Regions from separate parts of the Homo sapiens genome. Here region 2 is linked to region 1. The links are chromatin contacts, found by Hi-C or POLR2A ChIA-PET in ENCODE. All regions are on one chromosome and are shown on one strand. Each heading gives the region's core, a stretch centred on a gene start or an enhancer-like site at or near the end of the contact. The rest is flanking DNA. Distances are from core to core; before and after follow the strand shown. Region 1 has its middle 51 kb from the start of APLN. Region 2 has its middle 25 kb from the start of BCORL1.

The links. A loop is a pair of places that touch in the nucleus more often than their neighbours do. ChIA-PET counts read pairs that join two places held with the same protein, here RNA polymerase II (POLR2A). Pooled maps may share reads with other maps.
Region 2: a loop to region 1 is called in a pooled map, with 5 times the contacts of the local background. The contact joins two enhancer-like sites. A Hi-C loop is called at or near these places in 6 of 50 pooled maps. POLR2A ChIA-PET finds 5 or more read pairs at or near these places in 2 of 52 experiments (IMR-90 and activated T-cell).

What each region holds. Positions count from the first base shown.
Region 1 is chrX:129,601,947-129,606,572 of GRCh38, reverse strand. No RefSeq gene overlaps it. Among named protein-coding and RNA genes, the nearest start is that of APLN, 51 kb to the left of the region's middle. Within about 2 kb of position 2,497, at least 20 of the 41 ENCODE cell types and tissues checked have a DNase peak (open chromatin) inside an H3K27ac peak, as active enhancers do.
Region 2 is chrX:129,955,349-129,959,974 of GRCh38, reverse strand. No RefSeq gene overlaps it. Among named protein-coding and RNA genes, the nearest start is that of BCORL1, 25 kb to the left of the region's middle. RefSeq lists an enhancer at 389-889. Within about 2 kb of position 2,499, at least 24 of the 41 ENCODE cell types and tissues checked have a DNase peak (open chromatin) inside an H3K27ac peak, as active enhancers do.

The DNA.
Region 1 (4,626 bases), core at 1,248-3,747:
TGGTCAGGGTTTTAAGCAAGGCAGTGACCTGGGTAGATTTGAATTTCTGTATGTTCATTCTGGCTGCTCTGTAGAGAAAGCCTTGAAGAGGCACAGGGCTGGGAAAACTCTTGGTCGAGTTGCCAGATTTAGAAACAAAACAAAAGAGTGAAACAAAACCAAACCCCGGATACCCAGTTAAATGGGAATTTCAGATAATAGACAATGGTTTTTTAGTATAAGTACATCCCAAGTATTGTACAAGATGTACTAAAAATTATTCTGTGTTTATGTGAAATTCAAATTTAACTGGGTGTCCTGTATTTTATGCGGCAACCGTATCTTGGAGACATCAAGGAGAGATGATGGTGGCTTAGACAAGGGTGGAGGGAGCAGATTTGGGTCAAAGGGGAAAAATTCCAGGGATATTCAGGAGGTAGAAATGAAAGAACTTGGCGATGACATGGACGTGAGAACATGAAAGGGAGGTGTCAAAACAACACCCAGTCTCCCGTTTGTTCCGTGTTGGGTCCTCCACTGCATCCCATACCTCCAACCACCACACATCTGGAGGTCAAGAGTCCTTCCTAAAACATCCCAAAGAACCCGCGAAGCCAGGAGCCAAGACGTCCTCCAGGGTCCCGCCTTCCCTGCTCGGCTCCGCCTCCTGCTTGGTTCTGCAGTGTGGCCCTCCGGGCTTGTTTGGGCCAGTCATCTGCCAGTGGCCGGTGCCTGGGATGAATTAGGGCCCCTTTAGGTCTCTGTTCTTTTCCTCTTTGCACCACCCTTCGCAACGGCCAGCATGAGGTGCCCAGCCCAGGTCCCCACTGCTGACTAGAATAGATCCTTTCTGCCAGGGAGGGATGTCCCAAAGAGTCCCAGAATCCTGCACCTTTCCCTAGGGGTTTTCTCACTTCCCGGAGGCTGGGACTGAAATGGTGGCCGCGCTTCTCCAAGCTTCTTGTGACCTCACAGTGCCTCTTAGTGGTCACACAGCACACTGCAGGCCGAGGTGAGATGGAAGATGGATTTGTAAGCACTGGGAAAGTTGTTTTTTGTTTGTTTGTTTGTTTTAGACAGAGTCTCGCTCTGTCACCCAGGCTGGAGTGCAGTGGCACGATCTGGGCTCACTGCAACCTTTGCCTCCTGGGTTCAAGCGATTCTTCTGCCTCAGCCTCCCAACTAGCTGGGACTATAGGCGCGTGCCACCACGCCCAGGTAATTTTTTGTATTTTTAGTAGAGACAGCGTTTCACCATGTTAGCCAGGATGGTCTTGATCTCCTGACCTCATAATCCACCCAGCTCGGCCTCCCAAAGTGCTGGGATTACAGGCGTAAACCACCGCGCCCAGCCAGCACTGGGAAAGCTTTTCATTCCTGATTCTCCCCTGGCAGGGCACAGGGCTCCTGCCTCTGCTGCTGGCCACCCATCCGTCAGGAGTGCTGTTGGCACTCCTCAGCTCTTAAGGATCTGAGCAAGACATTTGTGCAGTGGACCCGCTGGTAAGGAGGTGGCCTAAAATGACATTTCGCAAATCAAACAACTAGGCCCTGAGGTCTCCATTCTTGGTGGGACTCAGCAAGATGCTCCAGGTTGAATGGGTCAGAGATTCCGAAATCCCCAGCCTTCCAGATTTCATAGGTACCAGCCTACAGATAAAGCTTAATGTGCCAGAGGACCCGCCCACACTTGCCTGTGGACATCTCCGCCCAGAAAACTGGGGTGAGGCAGAGGGGAATCTCACAATTGGGTTCCCCACAGTGGGCATGTTTCCAGGCCGGGTGGTAGGGCTGGTCGCCATAGAGGGTGGCTGTCCAACTCTCCAGCATGACACCTCCCTCTCTGGGGTCACAGCCAGTCAGAAAGAACCCCCAAATGCCCCATCCTGTATCCCTTCCACACTGGAGCCTGTGTATGGCAAGAGGTGAGGATCCATGTCCCAAGGAGGGGAGCTGAGAGACAACCAGACCCCAGATGACTTTGTGGGCCAGAGCTTGAAGCTGGTCTGGGGTGACTGAACAGGAGCCTGGCTCAGGAAACTCAGCTCCCTCTCTTGTCTTCAGACTGCAGGCATGTGCTATGAGGACTGGGGACACCTCAGGATGTAGTGCAGAGGCTGAAGCTGTCACTGACCCACTGCTGGTGCCTCCCTTTGACTTCCAATGTCCTCTGGCAGCAGATGGTGAGCCATGCCCTAGGAATGGCAAGCCCCCTCCTTTCTCTCGAGTTTTGGTCATTAGTCTTTACTATATCCCCTGAGGAGTAGCTGGATTACAGGTGCACGCCACCACGCCCGGCTAATTTTTTGTATTTTTAGTAGAGACGGGGTTTCACCATGTTGGCCAGTCTGGTCTCGAACTCCTGACCTCAGGTGATCCACCCGCCTCAGCCTCCCAAAGTGCTGGGATCACGGCCGTGAGCCACATTTCTTGAAAGAGTTGTCTCCGCTTGCTGAATCTCAGGTTCCACCCAGGAAGAGGAGGGGCCTGGCGCCTCCCGGCTGCAAATGACAGGAACTTATGTGGCTCCACCCCACTTCGCATTCTTCCCAGTGCGCAGGCCGTGGGAGGTTCTGCCAGGGAGCCCTTCCCATCTGGCTGTCTGACTATGTTAAGGGACCCCAAGCCTTCAGTGGTGAAGGCTGAGACCACAGTGTAGATCAGGGCTGTCCAATCTTTTGGCTTCCCTGGGCCACACATAAAATACACTAACGATAGCTGAAAAGCTAAAGAAAAAAAAAGAAAGAAAAAATCAAATCACAAAAACATCTCATAATGTTTTAAGAAATTTTATGAATTTGTGTTGGGCTGCCTGCAAAGCTGTCCTGGGTCGCATGCAGCCCACGGGCCACTGGTTGGACAAGCTTGGTCTAGATCAAAGTTTGGCAAACTTTCTGTAAAGGGTCAGATAGTAAGTATTTTAGACTCTGCAGACCATACAGTCTCTGTAGCAACCACTCAACTCTGCTGTTGCAGCCCCAAAGCAAGTATAGACAATATATAAACAAATGAGCATGGTTGGCCAGGCGCAGTGGCTCACGCCTGTAATCCCAGCACTTTGGGAGGCCAAGACGGGCAGATCACAAGGTCAGGAGTTCGAGACCAGCCTGACCAACATGGTGAAACCCCATCTCTATTAAAAATACAAAAATTAGCCAAGCGTGGTGGCGCACGCCTGTAATCCCAGCTACTCGGGAGGCTGAGGCAGGGGAATCGCTTGAACCCGGGAGGTGGAGGTTGCAGTGAGCTGAGATCATGCAGCTGCACTCCAGCCTGGGTGACAGATCGAGACTCTGTCTCAAAAAAAAAAAAAAAAAAAAAAGGATGTAAACCTGAATAGGATGTAATGCCACTGTAAACAAGTCTGAAGTGTATGGTGGCAGCAACAGACTGCTTCAGATAGAGTTTGGAGACAGCTGCAGACAGAGGAGTGAGTGGGGTTTATGGAGCGAGAGAGAGAGTATAGAGTAAGAAGAGAAGTGACCCAAGCCTAAACCTCAGCACATGCCATCATCTAGTGGCGGGGCCAAGAAAGTAGAGGAGCCTGCAATGGAGATGGAGATGGAGTGGTTGGTGAGGCAGCAGGAACTCTGGGAAGAGTGTGGAGTTCCTGCACCCCGGTGAAGGGAGTGTTCCTGAAGAAGGGGTGGAATGCTGCTGAGAGGTTGGGTTAGGTGAGGACTGAGAAACGACCTTTGGTTTTGGCAGCATGGAGGTTGCTGGTGACCTTGGTGAGAATCATGTCAGAGGAATGGGCTAGAAAGGGTTGAGGGGTGAGTGGAGGTAAGAAAGTGGGGACAACAAGTGGAGACAACTCGTTCAAGAAATGTGGCTCATACCTGTAATCTCAGCACTTTGGGAAGCCGAGGTGGGTGGATCACCTGACGTCAGGAGTTCGAGACCAGCTGACCAACATGGTGAAACCCTGTCTCTACTAAAAATATGAAAAATTAGTCGGGCGTGGTGGCATGTGCCTGTAATCCCAGCTACTAAGGAGGCTGAGGCAGGAGAATCACTTGAACCTGGGAGGCAGAGGTTGCAGTGAGCCGAGATCGCGCCACTGCACTCCAGCCTGGGCAACAGGAGCGAAATTCTGTCTCAAAAAAAAAAAAAGAGAGAAAAAAAAAAAAAAGAAAAGAAATGAGAAATGTGATTGTGGAGGGGATGATAGAATGGTAGAGGAGGAAACTTCTATCCTTCAGCCATCACCCCCACGTATCAGGTCCAACAGTCCTAGAAGTGAGTGAAGAAATTCTATTACGATTTTACCACTATTCCATGGCTCCAAAATCCTTGTATTAGTTTCCCAGGGCTGCAGTAACAAAGTACCACAGTGGGAGGCTTAGAAACATGTTGTCTCACAGATCTGGAGGCCAGAGTGTGAAATCGAGGTCAGCAGGGTTGGTTCCTTCTGAGGGCTGTGAAAGAGAATCTGTCTCATGCCCATCCTGAGCTTCTGATGGTTTGCTGGCAATTTTTGGCATTCTTTGGCTTAGAGATGCATCACCCTGATCCCTGCCTTTGCCTTTACACAGTGTTCTCCCTGTGTGTGTGTCTCTGTCCAAATTTCCCTTTTTTATAAGGAAACCAGTTATATTAGATTAGGGCCCACCCTACTCCCAGTATAACCTCATCTTACTTAACTAA
Region 2 (4,626 bases), core at 1,250-3,749, 350 kb before region 1:
AGGGGGTTAACTCTGCGTAGATTTCCAGTTGGAGGTGGGTCTGAGAGAGGAGATCCCCTAGGAAAAGGCAGTCAGGCGAGGTGGAGAAAAAGCCATAATTTCTCTCCTTTTGAGAAGGGCTTGCTGCGGTCCTGGTTGCCTTAATCATGCCCGTGTGAAGAGAGGCCAGTGGTGGGTGAGGGCGGCCCCACTACACAGTTTTGTTTAGCGGGGAGGGGGCGGCCTGTCAGCCCTCAAAGTATAAGGCAGCAGCTGGAAGCGCGCCGCTTACTCACATACCACGCCTGCAGCGTGCACACGGCTCGCTGGAATGAGCCGGGAGCGTCTCCTCTCCTCGCCCTCTGCAGACCGAGAGACGGAGAAGAGCCGAGGGGAGCTGGGTGAGCCGAGCACATTCAATGACAGCTGCAAACCTATGGGCTTCTCGGTCCCCTTCACACTCTGGCAAGGGCTGCCCAGCCCAGGTGACCCCTGCCTTCCCTTCTCTGATCAGCAGCAGCCAGCCCTGCCTCCCCCTACACGGGGATAGGGCCATCTTCACTTGCTTGGTAAGTTTTGGGGGAAGGGTGTACCCCTGTGTCGTGGTGGCACACGTGGTTGGGGATGCAACCACGTCTATGCATGTCAGCAGCCATGTGTGCAGGTTCAGGCAGGTGTCTGCATACAAACGTGTCACACGTGCAAGCTCCGAGTGTCAAGAATTACAGGACTGACATTTCTGCTCCTGTCTGACTTTGGACCAGGGACCTTCTCATCTGTAAAATGAAAAGACTTGTACCAGAGCATCTCAGGGCCTTTTCAAGCTCAAATCCTCACTGTTTCTATTATGTAGGGCTGTGGTTGCTTAAAAAGTCAGGGCAGTAAACAAAATCAGCCCAACCAGTTGTGACGTTGCCTGTCGACACTTCAGATGTTTAGGTTTGGAGATTCAACTTTCAAAAGGCCATTTACTTGGCATCATGTAACATCTGTTCACTTTCCAAGGAGTGACACCCCGACTGTGGCATGATGGTATTTTGTGTATTTGTGTGTTTATGTGAACGTGAGAACATCTGTGGGCACATGTTTAAGTTGCATCACAGGATATTAGCGCTGAACGAGGTCCTGAAGGTCATCCTGTTGGATCCCCTTCCATTTCTAGTACATGTATTCAATATCTCTTTTGTAAGCAAGGATCTGTGCAGGGAGGTCTACAGATAAATAAGGCATAGTCTCTGCCCTCCAGGAGCTCCCCATCTATGGGGGAGAGAAACATGTCAACAAATAATTACAATACAATGTGATAATAGAGGTATAAATCCTAATCTATGGGAGCGCAGGGGAAAGCCCAATTAATTCTGCCTGGGAATGTCTGTGATGGCCATGACAGTCTCACTTTACAATCATTACATTCATTCTACAGCCAATGAGTTTTCATCTACAGTTTTCCACCTCCAAAATATTCTTCCTAGTTCTTCACTCCCCACCACCTCCTCTCAGCAAATCTAGGAAGATGCAATGAGTCGACTACATCAAGGAGAACTTGGAAACCTCTAGTGAGCGGGAAGGGAAAAGTCCCTGGCTGGGAGTGTGAAGCTATAGAATGAGTATGTCCACCCAAACGGCTAGTCTGCACAAGCCGAAAAGGATTGGCCAGATGGCATACTGGGATCAAAATGGCCCACTGGGATCAACCATGACCCACACTCCTTTCAGCTACTGGCCAGCGAGAGGCTCGTGTGGGGACAGTTGAGGTTGCTTGGGTCAGTGGTTTAGCTAACGCTGAGGTAGGGTGGGGACTGAGAGGGAAGCCAAGGGAAGTGAGAGTCCACTCCTTCCTGCCTGGCCAAAGGGGTGTGCGAATGGAGATCACTTTCAACAGGGCATGCCCTTTGTGTTCTCTGCACTAGGAATGGGGCTCCCTTGCCCGGTGCCCCTGGTGAGCAGCAGCGCAGGTCTGTGAGATAGTGCTGAGGGTAATGGGGCAGCCTAAGTCAATGTGGAGGGCAGATTAGAGCAAAGCTAACTGGCAGTGGGAAGGAGAGCCAGTAAGTCCGGACTCCGCCATAGGTTCTAACCACTGCCCTATCCGCCCAGGAATTGGCCGTGGGAGACAAATCTCCAGCCCCCCAACCTCCACCCCAATCTAGCGTCCTTCCCCCTCTCGGCGGGCAGAAGACAACGCCCCCTCGGGGACTACCACCCCACCAGGGCGGGAGCACTCCCTCCTCCTCCCACCCCTCGATCCATAAAGCCAGGAGATGCTACCGCGAAGGGAACCCTGGGAGTGTGCCTTGAATGACCCCCAAACACATCTGGATTTTCGGAGTTCAGGCCAGCCCCCGAAACGGACCCCAGGGAAGTCCGCCAGAGGGAGGGAGCGGGGGAAGGGAGAGGCAGCACGGAGTTCAGGGCCTGTCTTTTAGGACTCCCGGCCCCACGACTAGGACCGTCCCAAACTTCCTGTTTCTTCCGGCCGCTCTGACCCCGGGGCTGCGGCTCCGAGATAGCTCAGGGCCTGGAAGTGCATGCTGGGTAAGCGCAGACGGACGGAGTAGGCGAGCTGCTCGCTGTCGCCGCGGCGCAGGGCCGGTGTGGGCGCGCGCGCTCGGCTTCCTTCCCCGGCGGTCACGCTTTGCATGTGGGATGGGCAGCGGGCAGGTGGCAAGGAGGCCCCCACGCCGAGGGCTCGGGGAGGAGCCGGGGCCTGGGCAGGGGCGGAGGGGGAGGGGGAGGAGGCGGCCCGAGGGGCGGGGGCGGGGGCCGGGAGTTGCTGCATTTTAAAGGGAAGCGGAGTTGCCTTCGTCGGAGGCCGAAGTTCGAGCCGGCCTCGCCGCGTCGAGTGCAGGAAATCCTGGAGGGGCAGCGCAGCCTGCTCGGCCCCCGGCCCAGACCCGAGCTCTCGCGCCCCGCTGAAGCCCCAGGGGATAGTTGAGGACGAGTAGAAGGAAGTCCTTCTTTACTCAGACTAGAGAAAACTTAAGGAAACTGTTAACCCCCTCCCCAAAGGGGGTCCAGGTTTGGGATTTTTTTTTTTAAGTGCAGGCAAATGCTCGACTCCAGGGAGAAACTAAAGCGATCCCAATCGTTGAGGGGTGCAGGTCGGAAAGGACAGCCCATTCCTCAGTACCTGGTCCTTAAGATCGGCTGCATAAGGTTGCGGGGGTGGGGGGGAGGTGGGGAGGGAACCCATTGCTGCTACTTAGCTCCCGCTTCAACGTTAGAGAGGAGAAGCTTTGGAAAGATGGTTAAATCCAGGAAGGTGGTTAAATCCGAATAGAGGTTTAACCCCTACCTTTTCCCGCACCTTCCTTTGGGGCCACACCCCTTGCGCGAAACCCCATCTCGCTTCCACTCCTTCCATCTCTCATTATTCCGTACTCTTCAGCTCTGCCACATGTTTGCGTTGTATCTTAAGGAAATTGGTCTTATGCCCTCGCATGGGGGTTGATGTTAGACATAGGACCAGGCGAGATGGGAGATAGAGCACACAGCACACTCGGGCCCACTTCAGAGATTACTGCCCCCATTCTGAAGATGAAAGAAACCGAGGCTGCCCAGAGAGCCCAATATTTTGCTGAGCTCACACAGGGAGTTAGGAATAGAGGTTTAAAACAGTTTGAGGCCAGGCGCGGTGGCTCACGCCTGTCATCACAACACTGGCAGGCGGAGGCGAGAGGATTGCTTGAGGCTAGGAGTTCGAGACTGCCCTGGCCAACATAGCAAGACCCTATCTAAAAAAAATGGTAACAAAACACAGCTTGGGAATGGGAGCAGGGTTGATGCTTAAGACTCAATTAAGCAACCGTGTCCCTCACCAAGTCTCTTCAGACCCCCACCCCACTAGCTGAGTGCTACTTTAGCAAGCCTCCATTATTCTCTCTGATGGCACACTGCCCTAGGGCTATTTGACTGTGTTTTCATCACCTGTGCTAGATTAGGAGTACCTCAATGATGGAGATAGGGTCTCAATATTTATCATCTCACCTCAGTGTCTACTAAAGTGCCCGGCACATAGAAGACAATAAATGTTTCTTTGTTGAATGATAGAAATTAGGAATCCAGACTTCCAGCCATTTTCTTTTCTCCTTCCTTCCTTCTTTCCTTCCTTCCTCCTCTCTTTCTTTCTTTCTTTTCCTTTTTTTCTTTCTTGTCTTTCCTTTCTTGTCTTTTTCTTTCTTTCTTTCCACAGGGTCTCTTGCTCTGTTGCTCAGGCTACAGTGCATTGGAGCGATCATGGCTTACTGCAGCCTTGACCTCCTGGGCTCAAGCGATCCCTCCACCTCAACCTCATAAGTAGCTGGGACCATAGGTGCGCGCCACCATGTCCAGCTAATTCTCAAAAACATGTTTTTTGTAGAGACAAGTTCTCTCTGTTGCCCAGGCTGGTCTCAAGCTCCTAGGCTCAAGTGATCCTCATGCCTCAGGTCTCCCAAAGTGCTGGGATTACAGGTGTGAGCCACCATGCCCGTTCATCCCTTTTTCAAGTCAAGTGCTGCCTTATCTACCCATCCACCTACACACCTGGCTTAGAAGCACCCCATTCAGGGCGAGGTCTTTCTATTGCCACCCATCCTTGGTGCTGGGCTTTGCACTTAAGAGGGGCTTTCAAAAATAGACACAAAGGGTGAGGGGCCATCTTTGGCT